Regions from separate parts of the Homo sapiens genome. Here region 2 is linked to region 1. The links are chromatin loops, found by intact Hi-C in ENCODE. Cell type or tissue: GM12878. All regions are shown on one strand. Each heading gives the region's core, and the rest is flanking DNA. Links, peaks and the distances in the headings are about the cores only.

The links. Peaks named below come from ENCODE experiments on the same cell type or tissue, not always from the same donor. Only the 100,000 strongest peaks of a DNase experiment are listed, where the experiment ranks them.
Region 2: a loop joins it to region 1, with 2.8 times the contacts of the local background. A loop is called at or near these places in 3 of 110 quality-filtered maps.

The regions. Positions count from the first base shown.
Region 1 is chr3:20,651,034-20,659,103 of GRCh38, forward strand. No RefSeq gene overlaps it. Among named protein-coding and RNA genes, the nearest start is that of SGO1, 470 kb to the left of the region's middle. In GM12878, for the core only: no CTCF peak of the experiment used is centred there; no DNase peak of the experiment used is centred there.
Region 2 is chr3:20,222,491-20,230,560 of GRCh38, forward strand. No RefSeq gene overlaps it. Among named protein-coding and RNA genes, the nearest start is that of SGO1, 40 kb to the left of the region's middle. In GM12878, for the core only: a CTCF peak has its summit at 3,465; no DNase peak of the experiment used is centred there.

The DNA of each region.
Region 1 (8,070 bases), core at 2,590-5,089:
AAATATATTTGGTCCACTCTTTTTGCAACTATCCGTCCTCCCTCTCATTCACACTCCTTGAAGAAAGGCAAGGTGACTTTTTTTCTATTGTTGTCATATGTGCAGTAATGGACAGAGAGAAAGTAGAAATATTCTTTTTTCTGTGTAGATTTTAAGGAGACTCACTAAATACACATAAGCCAATGACAAAAATAAGGTTAACTTCTCTGGGAAGAATGAAGCACCTGTTACAAAGTGAACATAGTACCCCAGGTCTGAGCTGCAGTCCACAGAAAACAGGCCTAGTAGTCAAATAATTTTGGAGAATTCTGAACGTTATGTTTCCCTTTTGAAACAGACAATACAGATTAGCACGTCATGGGGTCCTACAATTACAAACTGAATTTTGCACAACACACTGTTGCCCAGGGTTGCCCATCATTCTTAGACCACAAGATCATTGTTCTTTAATTGATTTTGTGGGGGAACTTCTCACAAAATCATTCGAGAAATGTTGAACTCTGGAGCATGATTCAGATAATGGTGGTTTAGGTATGAAAATCCTTATATCTTTTTTTTTTCCATAAATGAAAAAGATTTTAATGCTTGGCAAATAATCATTTTCATATCTGGAAATTTTCTTGATGATTGATTACATGGTATCAGGTGCACGTGTGTGCGTGTGTGTGTGTGTCTATATTTACTTCACAAATAATGCCAATTTTCCTGCTGAAGAAATGTTTATTCAAATGTTTTGTTTATTTCAGTGTTATATCATTCCAAGCAATTCCACAGCCAGCAGTGGTAGATGCCATTTACGTTTCCTCTTTCAATAGTAAATGCTGCAGCCCTTCTGTCTTTCTTAGTCAGACATGCCTGGCTACTTTCACACAAAGAAAATAACAGTATCTTCCAGCTGCTTGCTAGACTACTGTTTTAGTCTCATTTAATTATATTCTACAGGTATTTTTAAAGATTAATAAGAGAGGTTAGTTCATATTTTTTTACAGCACAATTTTCTCAGTTTTGTTGTTGGTTACTAAAGCCAAATTGAAAAAAGCTCCTTAAGAAACACAAAAATATCCATTTTTTAAAAGTGCAAATCATGTTGGAATTTATTCACAGTTTAAATGTTAGTAGCTTGGCATTATTTTTTTCTCTATCAAGTGTTACTTACAATTCTGATTTTTTTTCCTCAGAGGTTGATATTTATGTATTTTACCAACCCTTGTCTTGGCCTCATGTCAGGCTGCTGCTTCTGTCTCAGAATTATAAGAGAATATTGAGGCTGGGACTCTTCTGAGGCTTTACCAGATGTGTTGAGTTTAGCCTTTAGCAAAACTGTATTAGACCTTCATCAGCATATGTCTCCTTGTCATAGGGAGCCGATGAGAGGTTGCAGAGCAGCTTGAATTCCAGCCATTTTCACTAAAAGCAGCAAATAATGGGATTAAATATTTAATTAGACAGGGAAGATTCCAGATTGGAAGAGATTCAATCACAACTTTTACAGAGCAAGTATTCAATTTGCATTTCCCAGGGAAAAAACACTGTTAAGTGATCCCTCTGTAAATAATGCAGAAAAACTATTTCATTCCCCAGAATGTTTTCCAAGGATCAAATATATAAGTGTATATGCTGGAGATAACACTCTTACCTTCAGATAAGATTATAAATGAGTTTTACAGGATTTCCTCTTTCTCAAATGTGGATGAATAAAGTTTGTATGGATGGAGTCACTGAGTAAATCATTGGAAGGCAGTGTATTGCAAAAGTGAAACTGTTTTGAAAGATGGAAAACCTTGGTTCTTGCACCAGCTGTGGCTCTCGTTAGTTGTGCCACCTTGGAGAAGCCACGGCTGTCTGGGCCTTAGTTTCCTCATCTTTAAATTGAATGACTTGTCTGCATAAATTTAATCGACATCAAGATTCTTAAGACCTCACTCATATTTCTGCTGACTTCACATTCTCTCATTGTCCTCTGTGGGTGGCCCTATAGCAATATCTGTGGGAACTTGGATATACAGGTTCATGACTTACTGTACCTGCTGATTTAAAGCAAAACCCAAAGAAGGAAGAAAAGATAAACACCAAACTCAGAAACTTTATCTAATTGTTTTATAGTTAATAATGTAAAATATTTCATCATTTGTGATACAACTTTATCTTAACTCCTGGATAGACCCTTTCCCAAAGGCAAAGTGTAACTCCATTTCTAATTACTTATTAGTTGTTGATCATGAGATGTTTTTACCATTATATTGTCAATGCCTTAAGACTAGCCTCCATAGGCAGAGCCACTGGCAATGTAGACTATGCCCAATTTTACCTCCTTTCTGGATCGATCTTCATTCAGCTGGTTAAGAGGCCCACTGTTCTTGGCTTGCTTTTCTGCTGCTGTCAAATAATAGAACACACCCAGTTTCTACTCTATTTTGTCTCTTTCTAGAAGTCTGCTCACCTTTATATAGTTCTTCCTTAGTTTACTGACATAATTCATTTTATTTCTAGTAACTGACTGCAACATTTTTCCTTCCCTTTAACAATGGGTTCTTCTGAATTTTCCCTTTTCAAATGCTTCTAACTTAACATTTTCCTGGGCTTTTGAATATAGTTGTTCCTCAGAAGTATTTAATGGATGAATGTGAGATGAACATCATTGGTGATTTGAAAGGCTTCAGGATAATGAATGTAAAAGTGTTTTTTAAAAGTAAACATAATGTCGTATGGAAGCCAGGATGTCTTGGGAAAGACATAAAATACAGGATGTCTAGAAACTCTGGAAACACAGGTGGCTATATAATGTCATCAAGGACCTTTTCAATCTGTATAAGAATAATAGAGTATTGTATGTTACCAAGTTTAATGGAAACCCTGTATGGGAGATTCTGTGTTTTAAAATGTTGACTAACTTCTTAATAGAACATTTGTCTTAAGTTTATCAATAGGTTCCAGCTGTTTATAGGAGAAATACAATGGTGACAAATTATGTGGAAATGTATTTCTTTTATAAGGTCAACCTGGAGATGGCCATTCTGGGGCTGGGATGTTGTTTCCACAGTGTTTTCAGTGACAAATTTCTATCCTCCTGCTCTACCATTTTTATACATAGCTTCAATGTTCCATATTACTTCATAATAAATAAAATGACTGTTGAAAGAAGGAATAAAGGCAAAAAGCAAGAAGAGAGCACCCATCAGCTGAATCTGCCAGGCTAAGAGTCCCACACAGCACGTGAATTTGCATTTGATTTAACAGGTCTAGAGAGAGGCAAGGGAAACTTGGAAATACAGAGTGTTATTTCTGTTGCCATCTAAAAATGGGCTTCTTTTTCCAAGGAAGAAGGGGACAATGGAGGCAATAGAAATATCTTTAGAGATACAACAAGAAATCTCTACCTATACATGAAATCCCACATTTTATAATTGAGGAAACTGAATCCTGGTGATATAAAGTGATTTACCAAAGATTACAAGGGAATTAGTGATACAAAAGTTGAAATAAGTTATACAATACAATAAGCACAATAAGATGATACTTCTCCAGGTGGTATCATCTGAGGAAGACCAACTGACCACTTAGATCCCTCCTAAAATAAAGCATTTGCTTTGATCAATCTTTGTTAGCTTATGATGCCTGGACAAGCATCCTGAGAAACTTGCTAGAAATGCAGACTCTTAGGCCTCACCCCAGACTTGCTGAATCAGAAATTCTGGTAATGGGGCGCAGCAATCTGTGTTTCAAGTAGCCAATCAGATGATTCTCAAGCATTAATATTTGAGAACTGCACCTTTGATGATTTTATTGTGGCCCGTAGTCTTCAATTTAGCTCCTCAGTCTTGTTTTAATTCATTCAGCAGAATTAATTCAGAGGTGCTGACACATGCTCACAAAAGGCACAAAATACCAACAAAAATAAAGTCATTTCACTGATTTACAATAAAAAGTGGAACTGTCAGGCAGATCAGAAATACATGTCATTCTAACCAACACATTTTTCCCCCCTGAGGGCAATTTTATGGGAAACCAAATTATCGGAATGAAACTTGGAGAGCATTTTCTAGTTCCAAGTTTCAGGATTATAAATCTACATGTTTTATACTGTGGAGATCACTAAAGTCTTAGTAAATTTACAATTATATAAGCTAAGGAAATTGGAGGGACAATGTCTGTATAATCTAGACCGGTATTGTCCAAAACAAATATAATGTAAACCACATAATTTTAAATTTTCTAATAGCCATGTTAAAAAAGGAAATAGGTGAGATACATTTTAATATATTTTATTTAACTCAATACATATAAAATATTTCAGCAATAATCAATAAAATTATTAATGAGATATTTTACATTTTATTTTTTAACGCTTTGAAATGTGGTGTGTATTTTGCATTTATAACACATTTTAGTGAAGACCAGCTGCATGTTAAATGCTCAATAGCCATATGTGGTCAATAGCTACCATAGTGCATATTTTGGCCTGGATGACCTTTATACTCTCTCCTATTTTTATTATGAAATCAATTTGGTGAGTCATATTAACGGTATTAGTTTTTATTAAAGAGAATAAAGTAAATAAGAATGTGAGATGGTGTAGGCCCCCTGTAGGGGCCTGCTAGACTCCACACCCCTAGTATGGAGAAAAAGGAAAAATTTTGAGTCCCTTGAAGGAAATTTCACGCATATAGCTAGCCCTACAGCCAGCAATTACAGAAGTGAATGAATAACCTACTAAGTAAGAAGATAAAGAATAGCCACTCCAGTAAGCCAGAGCCACAAGATGTTTGTTTTGCTATAGAAACTAAAGATAACACCTTGACATATATCCTCGAGTTGTTTCTGAGAAACGAGGACCCCTACCTGATGGAAAATGTCAACTGTTGTCACATAGACCTCAGGCAGACTGGAACCAAAAAATGGATAAGGAAGTTCCAGAAATTTCCTAGCTCCTAACTCACTTTTTAAAAAATTATTTTATTATTATTATACTTTAAGTTCTAGGGTACATGTGCACAACGTGCAGGTTTGTTACATATGTATACATATGCCATGTTGGTGTGCTGCACCCATTAACTCGTCATTTACATTAGGTATATCTCCTAATGCTATCCCGCCCTGCTCCCCCGACCCCACGACAGGCCCCGGTGTGTGATGTTCCCCTTCCTGTGTCCAAGTGTTCTCACTGTTCAATTCCCACCTATGAGTGAGAACATGCGGTGTTTGGTTTTTTGTCCTTGAGATAGTTTGCTGAGAATGATGGCTCCTAACTCACTTTGAAACCCCCTTCCCCTCTGCCTTTAAAACACCCTCGTTTGTAAGCCACCAGGGAGTTTGCATCTTAAACATTAGCTGCCAGGTTGCCTTGCTTGGCTCCCTACAATAGATGCTTCACTTTCTCTTGCCGCAAATCTCCATGTCAGTGTTGAGCTTCTTCTTTGCACTGGGTGAGCAGATGCAAGTTTGGTTCAGTAACAAATAGTATAATATAGAATGGAAAATATAGAAATGCATTTGTTTAGGAATCCATGTGTATAGATGTGTGTTCTAGGTCATAATGTAAAATGTAGTTTTGATTGTTTGTTTTTTTTTAAATCATAAATCTCATTTAAAATTTGAGGGCCGGGCGCGGTGGCTCATGCCTGTAATCCCAGCACTTTGGGAGGCCGAGGCGGGCGGATCACGAGGTCAGGAGATCGAGACCATCCTGGCTAACGTGGTGAAACCCCGTCTCTACTAAAAGTACAAATAAAAAATTAGCCGGGCGTGGCGGTGGGCGCCTGTAGTCCCAGCTACTCGGGAGGCTGAGGCAGGAGAATGGCGTGAACCCGGGAGGCGGAGCTTGCAGTGAGCCGAGATTGCGCCACTGCACTCCAGCCTGGGCGACACAGCAAGACTCCGTCTCAAAAAAAAAAGTTGAAAAGCTTCTTTTTTATAGTGATTTAATCTAATCCCTTGACAGATTATTCCACAATATAGACATATTATGTTCTATTTATCTATTTCCTTATTGGTAGATATTTAAATTGTTTTTTCTTTTTCTCTTTTACAGAAAATACTGCAAAAACATGTCTTGTTGTATACTTGTTCTGATGATTTTCTGAGAGTAAATACTTAACAGTATAATTGCTATGTCAACTTTTAGGGTATGTGTTTTTTTTTAGTTGTATTTTAATGTCATCAAAATGCTCTCTAATGTGGCTGTATTTATATCAGCAGCAGCTTATGATAGTACTTGTTTTCATGCATCCTCACCAGCACTTTATAATTTCAAAGGTTTTAATTTTGTAAATCTGACTGGGGGAATACTATTTCCTTTTAATTTGCATTCCTGCCATTACTAGTGAGATTATGCCAACTTTACTTTTACTTTAAGCATTTGTATTAAGTTATACACTAATATAGTTAAGGAATTTTATAAGGATGGTTATATATATAATTGTGTATAATCTTAAGAAAATTGACCACTTCTTCCATCTCCTTAAGTAACCACTTCTAAGTCTTTTGTCTGTTTATTTTGATATTAGATAGTTGATATTAAATAATATTTATTAGATATTTTTATATATAGTTACTTAAATATGTTTGAATTAACCTTACAACAATGATAATTTAGCTCTCCTCCTCCCCACCTCCCATCCCAAGTCAGACTCACATCCTTCATATGCTTTTATCTTCCCAATATCATAATTTTAAACAGATCAATATTCAGTGCTTGCATTTTGTATTACTGTGTGAGCATTATTTAATGCTGAGTCATGTAATGCTATGAATACGTTTTTTTCCCTGTATGCTTTCTTTTGTCGCACAAAGTTAAATATTGGCTTGTTTCTTTTCACTGATTTTAAATTTAGATACTTATCATTAGTTCAGCCTAAGCTCTCCAAAAGTTGTCTAGATAGCAAGACTTTTAGATGCGTCACCGATTTGCTCTAATTCATCTTCTAAGAAATCTTAGCTAAAATATTTTTGACCTACTCTGATATCAACTGGCTTGTCCCCCATGTCTGGTCAATAGCTTTCATCATGGGAAATTTCTTTTGCTTTTCTCCTCTGTTGTAACTTCCTTTTCCTGCTTCCTTCTACTTTCTGATGTATTCCTTAAGTTTCATTGAGCAGAGTGCCTTTTAAAGAAATGATAAATGGAAGAAAACATTTAGAGAACTTGCAGGATTAAAAATACAATTTTTAAATGTTACACTTCATTGATAATTTGGTTGGATATAGAATTTGTTGAGTATAGAATACTTTTTCTTTTGGAAAATTATTTCCCTTCAGTAATTGGAAGGCGTTACTTCATTGTCTCCAAGCTCCCATTGTTATTGTTGAGAATTCCAAGGCCATTTTTAGCTCCTGATTGTTTGTTTGTAATTTTTGTTTTGTTTTGTTTTTAATTTCCTCCCCTTTGGTTTTCAATTTTCTCTATTTTAGAATGCTTATTTAATTGGATATTACCTATTGCACTAATTTCCAGTTTTCTCATTGTTTCTCTTCTGTTTTCCATCTCTCTACCTTTTGCTTTATTTTCTTGGAGAGTTTTTATTTTCCAGTGTTTCCAGTTTCCACTTCTTTTATCACATTGTAGTAGTCAACAGATTTTTATACTCTAGATTTTTTTTAATGGTTGAAGTACCTTTCAACACACACACATACCTGTGGTTTTTACTGCAGTTGTTTTCATTAATGTAAGTAATTTTTTTTCTTTTCAGACACGGTCTTGCTCTGTTGCCCAGGCTGGAGTGCAGTGGTGAGATCATAGCTCACTACAGCCTTGAGCTCCTGGGTTCAAGTGATCCTCTCACCTCAGCCTTTTCTGTAGCAGGGACTATTCATGCATGCCATCAATGCTGCCTTGTTTTGTTTTGTTTTGTTTTATAAAGATGGAGTCTCATTTTGTTGCCCAGGCTGGTCTTGAACTCCTGGCCTCAAGAAGTTCTCCTGCCTTGGAGTGCAAGGGTGCAATCCCAGTTCACTGCAATCTCCGCCTCCTGGCTTCAAACCATTCTGCCTCAGCTTCCTGAGTAGCTGGGATTACAGGCGTGCGCCACCACGCCCAACTAGTTTTTGTTTTTTCAGTACAGACTGGGTTTCACC
Region 2 (8,070 bases), core at 2,050-4,549, 430 kb before region 1:
CAAATGACAGCAGAGACATTAGGAGCCATAACTCACCCAGCAAAAATGGCCAGTTTTCTTATTGTTCTTCTTTGGCATTTGTGTTACTTTAAATTACTTGTCTAGCTAATTATCCCAGGAGACAGTGAGCGTTAAGGACCTTATACTTGACTACAAACGAAGTCAGAGAAGGCTAGCATCTATTTTCAGAAATGAATTTTTAAAAAGTGAACACTTCTGAAGTGCACGTTACTCTTTTCCTTAGGATGAAGAAACATCCTGAGAAGGTTGACATGCTGAATGCCTTAAAGAACTTCAATTGGGATGCCAGATGAAAGTGTAACTAGAATTTCTATGGCTTAAATAACGAGAGTAAGAGACCTCTATTGTTATTATTCTGCCAGTTTTTTTCTCTTTCTCTTTTCTATGTTGTGTATTTGTCATCTTTTTTTGAAATACTGTATTTCAATAACTATTACTTCTTTCAGTCCAAGGAGATTTCTGAGAAGTCCTACTTGGGATGAAAAGATGGACTTACATAATAAAATATAATTTATAAAGATAATTTGAACATAAAGTAGATCACAAAACTATCTTTCCTAGAGTTGGAAGATGAATTTGGTAAGTCTGACGTGTGGATAAAAATTATATATCACATATTTCTTAGAAATCAGAGTAGATATCAGTGTTCTTTCTGATTAGTCCAGATAATTAGGAAAGAAGTAGAGGGAGAAAAACTCTAGAAGTAAGAAAGTTTGATTTCATGTGTAATCAGAAGAAATATTCAAGTAATTTATCACTAATTCAAATAGTCAAGAAAATTCTAGGAAAAGCCCTAGGAAGCATAATTAGCTATGCTGAGAGTTGAAACATTTGCAAAATGTCCCTGTTATAATTTGCTATTTTATTCCCCCTGAGACCTGAGCAATGCTTTATCAACAAATCCCTAAAGACTTTTTAGCAAGTCTTAACATGAAATACTTGTACTTGATGCAAGACTTTTCACCTAGAAAGAAAAGTGGCCGGCTTTGGAAGGTTAGCTTCTTACTTTTTGAAAAGCTTTCTGGAACTCTGCCACCTACACTTTCTGGGCTTCATTTACGCTTGGTGAAAAATGGAGGGATTGTACCTGTCACCCACTTGTCTCCCAAGGGTGTTATAGAGTATCTAGAGAAAGTCCATTTACCCACAATCCTGTGCTGTGAATGACAGGCCGATGGGCCTCCCTGGCCCAATAATGTGTTCTTGGTCTCTGCTGCTTCAGGTAAGGGAATGTCTTACTATCCCCCAATCTCCTATTGGTAATATTTATTTGCTACAGTTCAGACGGCCCTTGATTGAATACTGAACTCAAATACTTACCTTAGACAAGAACCTTGACCAGAGCAGTCATTTCTAGGCCTGGTTGCCATAGGCTCTCTTCACAAAGCATACTGGGAATGGATGAAAAGTTCTGATATTGCAGCTTCTGGGTGTGCTCAGGACTCTTCTTCACTATCATTGGTTGTGTCTGAGACTGTCTAGCTGGGCAGATTTGGTTGGGGTAGTGGGTGAGGGAGGGCTAGAACTGTGGGATGCTTTTTTATTTCCTAAATTTCCTTCCAAGAACCTCTAGAGTCACTGGAATTCCAGCCCTGTGGCTTTGGTTAGCATGTGGGGGAAAGTTTACCTTCTCATTCCTAGAGCTACATTAGGGGAAACAAGCACTATGCTGTTTGGGGTGAAGTTGGTATTAATTTTCCCTGAGAAACAATACTGTTGATGATGGTTGGGTTCTGTGGGCCTGTTAGTTAACAATATAATTCATCTATAGTATGAGTTAAGTGGACTTGTGTGGGCTATTCTATTAATACATTGTCTGCAACATTATTTCTATGAGAATAATGTATCCTGAGTTCCAAAAAATTGACTTAAAACATTTGGAATACACACCATTACTTAGTGGGGACTCATCTGGGGCACCCATAATGGATGGTTCAGAAAATATGGTCCCTGCTGCTATTCACTAGTGCTTATCAATTTCAGTCTCCTAGCTTTAAGTTTCTTGAGAACTCTTCATTTCTTCACATGATTTAGGAGGTAGAATGTGTGCAATTTTCTAGTCAGCTGAGAAGGTTCATTCTCAATCCATTTATTTTTGTAGTTTGGTAAAAGGATATCCTTTTACTTTTTAAAATTTAAATTATGAAATAATAAATGAACATTGAGTATATATATAAATTTTCTACATTCTTACCATTTTGAGGGTAAGAATATACTCTTACCTAGCAATAATCAAAAGTGTAAAAATCCTTATATAATTTCCTATATACGTAAAACTCTCTGTATGAATTCCTTATATAATGTCAACATCATTTGGTTCTGTCAATTTTTGCTTTTAAAGTTATGCTTTAGATGTAGACAAGTTAAAATTTTTCTGTTATTTTGGTGAAATGACCCTTTTAAACATGAAGTAGTAATTCTTTTTTGTTAATAATGCTTTTTGCTTTAAAGGTACTTTAATCTGATATTAATAAAACTATATCATGCAAAATTGTATATTCAGAGTTGCCTGTTATAGAGGAAAACTGGCAGCAACAAAAAAGTTTAACAATTGGACATTGGATATACAGTAAGAATATGTTCATACATTGATATACTATGCAGCTGTGTAATACCATATTATACATTATAACCTTCATGAAGAAAAAAGCTCACAGCTGTGCATGTAGAAAAGAAAATGCAAAAAAAGAAAAAAAAAGAAGCATACTACAAAATAGCTTGTATTATAGCATGCTATTTTTGTACCTCCCGATACATATGTAAATATATGTTTAGCAAATAACCTGATATTATCCACTAGAATATAATATTGGATACTTTTGGGTGAAGAAATTATGAATAATTTTAAATTTTTTGTTCTCTTTTAAAAATATATTCCTGTGTCATAAGTTAATTATTTATTTCAAATAATGAACATATGCTACTTTTAAAAGAAATGTAGCCTTTTATTTGACAAAAAAGCTCTCCTATTATTCTGTAGCTTATAAACAAGAATTCTGAGCCAGAAAATTACTGTTCTTTAAAAATGTCCATGATTCTTACTTGTTTTCTTTGTAGATTTTTAAAGAAAGATAACTACTTTGAATTACATAAACTTTAATTTCTAAAACGCAAATGTCTGTGTAGAATAGTAAAATTGTATCCCATACTTTTTCAACAAAAGTAGTCATAAACTTGGAATGGAATGTGACATAATAAATTGCAAATAATTATATAAGATTTTCGATTTCAAACATACATATTAGGAAGGCCAAACTGAGACTAGAATTTTAGAAGTACAAATGCAATTTTTTTTGCATCATGATTGAATAGGAAAAAAATCCCCTCAAGTCTGGCTGGCTGAATGAGCATGTTGTAAGTAGAATGTATAATTTTGTTAGTGTACCCCTCAGAGGTTGGCCGATGAGTAGCAGCAATGCAGTAACAATATAAAGCTGTCACTTGGTGGAGCTAGAATACTATGTAATTCCAATATCCTCTTTCGGCAGATTTCTTGGAGAAAATGGTTTCATGGCAAAATGTAAGACTATTGCCCCCAGTTGCCAAATATTGAAGTACTTAGCCTTTGGGGAATCTGGTTTTATGGTTTTCTTTATTATTGTGCCAGAGTATGAGTAAATGCCAAACTTATGGGCATTTACTGATTACAGTTAATAAATTACAATCTTTTCATCATGCTGAATTCAATGCCTTCCCCCCACCCTGCCCCAGGAGTTAGTTTAAATGAATATATCATCTATTGATTCAGTGACGTTTTCACACATTTCATATGGCACTTAATAGCCCAGTATCATTTCACTTGCTATGTCAATTACTGTAAAATCAAGATGGGCTTTTAGGTAGCTTATGATGCCTGGAACAAAATGCTCAATGGATATTATACAAGTGTTTGGTGATGAATACCAGCTTCTGGGATTCCCTGGGCAGGGTGGAAATTTTAGATCAATTCAAATATTGACCAAAACTTTTTAGATGAAATTTTAGGGTGACCAGTAAATGAAGACTGCCATAGACTCAGGCAATCCTTCCCTGGAATGAATTTAACGCTTTTGGAAAATTCTGGATTGTAGCCGTTCTTACTTTGGTCTTCCTAAAATTGAAAAATTGAAGATTTTTGCATTTGTATTTATACATGGGTGTGTATAGTTTTGTGCCTTTATCAAGGTTAAATTGTGCCAACCTTTTCTCTCAGGTACTAGGCATATTCCAAAAAGACTAATTTTAAAATTAGATTAATATCTTTCATACTTAAAAGGTGTTAGCTCAGATAAAATTATTGCATACCTTGACTATGTGAATGGATGCTGAAATTAATGTATTTATGGATCATTATGTTGACATGTGAAGAACAGTAATTGAGTTTTTTATTTTTTTAACTTTATAAATTTAAATTAATTTTTTTTTTGAGACAGGGTTTCACTCTGTCATCCAGGCTGGACTGCAGTGAAGCAATCACAGCTCACTGTAGCCTTGACCTCCAGGTTCAAGTGATCCTTCTGCCAGACCTTGAGCCACTGTGCCCAAATGAGGATTTTTAAAGATTTCCTATTCCTAATTTGGCTGGGTTCTGATTCTCTTATACTTTTATTTTTTCATAGAAGCCTTTTTTTTTTTTGCAGTGAGAAAGATTTTATTTGACCTTAAGATAATTCTATTTGGGAAAAGTGGGGAAATAGGATAATCAGTCTTCTATTACATATTATGGTCAAGGTAGATCCAGGTTTTGTGGGACTAAAGCCTATGTGGTTTGAGCTCTTTTATGTAAAAGGATACAAAATTACAAATGCAAAGTTAAGCATAAAAGTCCACATTTATTTAAAATTAGAAAAAAGTAACCGATTGAATAGTTTAAAAAGCTGGGACAAAACCCTCAAACAGTGAAAGATTCAGAGAAATTATATTTTTATTAAATAACTGCCAACACATCTGTATAATTATTTTCCACATATCAACTTATGGTTCCATACATTCACAATCTAATTTCTTCTCACATAATTCCAGTTTTGACTACCATAGGCATATTCATATCATGATAGGACTCTGTCTCTCACCTTTGCAAAAAAAATGCTGGATAACTCACCACAGTGGGCATTAGGAGTATTTTTGGAATCCATTTCTATACTAGGAAAGCCAGCAATAACTTAACTATACAGGGAAGTGACTGTGAGCCACATAAATAATGCACATTAAACTCAAACCAAATGCATCTCCCACTCAACATCCCAGGGTCTTGGAAGGACCCCATGCAAATGAGGGACCCTGAAACCTAAAACTCTTTAGTATCACAGTAATTCTACCTTTTTGAAATCCTTTTATCAATAATGTACCTCACTTGATTAAAATCGTCATCATCTTTAGGGTGATTTAAAGTTTGGGAACCACTAACAGTAACATTCATAGATGAAAGGATAGTAAATTTGGGTAAAAATATTCTTAAAAATATTTGCCATATAGACAAGGAGGACATAACCATAGGGATGTTATTTCAATACCTTATTTTCTAAGTATCATTTATTGGCTTTTAGTAGAGAGTACTAAAGACAGTGTTAGGACTGTCTTACAGATTTTTACAAAATTCTTACAAAATATTTCTGATTCACCATTATTCTTATATACCATTAAGAAGTACTGTTTTTTTTAAAACAACAGCTTGAAAGGCATAGCTACTTCCCTATTTAATTTGTATTCTTAATCTACCAGAAAAATCTGCAACTCCAGCAGTAAGATCATTGATTATTTATTTCATGGATAATATCCACATTGTTGAAAGGCTCCCTGTTTTAGTGTTTAAACAAACAAAAACAAAAACAAAAGCAACACAGCCTTGTATCAGACATGAAATTGTGTTTTTATTTGATGATTCCTGGAAGTCTCTTGACTCCTTAAAAGAGCACCTTATGCATGCACTTGAACACTAAAGCCATAGTAATAGTTAACATCTATCGATTGCTTTCTATGAGCCAGACATTTAGTGAAGTGCTTTACTTGCATTCTTTGTTTAATTTTCTGAACAGCTCTATGAGGTACGTACCATTTTATGAATGAAAAACTGAGGCTTAGAGAGTTTAAATAACAAGCCTAGATCCATGTAGTTTGTAAAGTGGCAGGCATGGTGGCTGAATATATACTTATTTTAACTACTTTGCAATAGTGTCACAGAAGCAGTCATTCAATGAATGTCAGGAAGGTTCAGAACTCATAGATAGCACTTGAATAACTACAACTTCAAAAAGGGAGAAGCTCTGAATTTAGGAGACAGTATAGCATAGGAAAAGATGGTGGAAGTCCAGGCACTAGAGTCAACTGTATTCTGGCTCCATCATTTACTAGCTGATTGACTTTTGACAAGTTACTTAATCTTTCTGTGCTCCAGTTTCCCCTGTTAAAAGAGGATAATCCTAATAAGATATGAGGATTTAATGAGGTGGATGAAACATTTAAACCAGTGGCGGGCACAGTAAATGCTCAAAAAGTTGTATCATTATTGTCTATTAACATTTATGCTTATTTGTCCTTTGAAATAGAGTATATGACTTGTGCAATGATAGGTAAACAGTATAAAAAATTTTGTTGTCTTTCTTTTCTAATACATGTATTATTTAGTTAAGGACCCTCTAGGTATATTGGAGAATGTGTTCATAGAAATATTATAATATCAATACAAAAATGCATCCTAGTTTTAAAAAATAAAAACACTTCCCAGGAAAATTAAATTTTAAAAGTTTATACCATATTTGTATTTTTACGTTGATTTAAAGGATATTGCCACTATGTGGAAGAATTTCCGGTCCAGGTATGTTCCTGTAGATGTTATGACTTTTCAAAACTTAATCTACTATTTATGTTATAAAATTATTACTATCATGTAGCTGAGCAGAAACATTAATATAACATAATGAGAAAAGTTGCATCTCTGCTCCTGAGACTCCTAATAAACACATTATTCATTTTTTATTCAATTTAACTGCAAATAGCTTTGGCAAATGTTGAAAACAATGCCAAAGGGTATATTTCTATTTTAGGGTGATAGGAAAATAACTCCTGAAGAGTCTTAGAAGTGAGAAACAAAATATGAATTATATAGTGGTGGGAAAACATAAAAGATTCTGATGTCTATGAATAACTATATTTCCCAAAGGAATAAACATTAATGACTTTAATTAGATTTTAATTGCTCATGAGAGCAAGCTCTTGCATGAGATAAAAACACCTGACAATACATTATGACTGAGCTTTTCTGTCAGCAACATAAGATGAATTAATATAAATGCCATTTAAAGGTAGAGAATTGTCTAAACGTAAACTAAGCCCTTAATCAGTGCTATTGTGATGGAAAGATACTGTCATAATTAGGTCAAGTTCTATCTTGGTCTTGACAGTTGTACATCATATTGAGATTTAAGACAGGACTGTAACTGTGGAAGACTCCAGAATGTTACCTCTTACTAACATTTCTTCACAAATGGTGTAAAAATAAACAAATGAGAGTTTTTTTGAAAGTTGCAATTTATATTGTTTCTTTTATTTACTGGAGGAACTCTTTAGAAGTAATCTGTTTGGGATTAGATTTAGGGATTTCCTTTCCTTTCTTGGGCACACTTTTGGAGTCTGTATTTGCTCCATCAGTCATTTTTGGTTCAGAGGACTCTGCTAAGAATAGAAGCATTTTGCAGTTTCCTTAGGTATTAAAATGACCCAGTTGTAGGTGGAAAAGCCCACTTCAGTCAAGGGTTTCTAGACCTTTGGAAAAACAGCGAATATTTATTGACATGCTAAAAACCTAAGTTCTCTAAAATTTCTTAATTTATCTTGTTTTTGATACTTTTGTTGAGGGGAAAAAAATCTCAGGTGGGGCAAATCTGTTATTAATATTATAGAGCTTTCATGAATTATGATGCTTTAGATCTATCTAGTTGTCCAAGGCTCGGCTGACCAGTGCGTATAATGCATTTTATTGTGGTTTTGTTAGTAATGAGTTAATCTGTCACTGGCCTCACCATACTTCACTGTATTGAGTCAATTTTCCTGTGGCATCTTTCAGAGTCCATT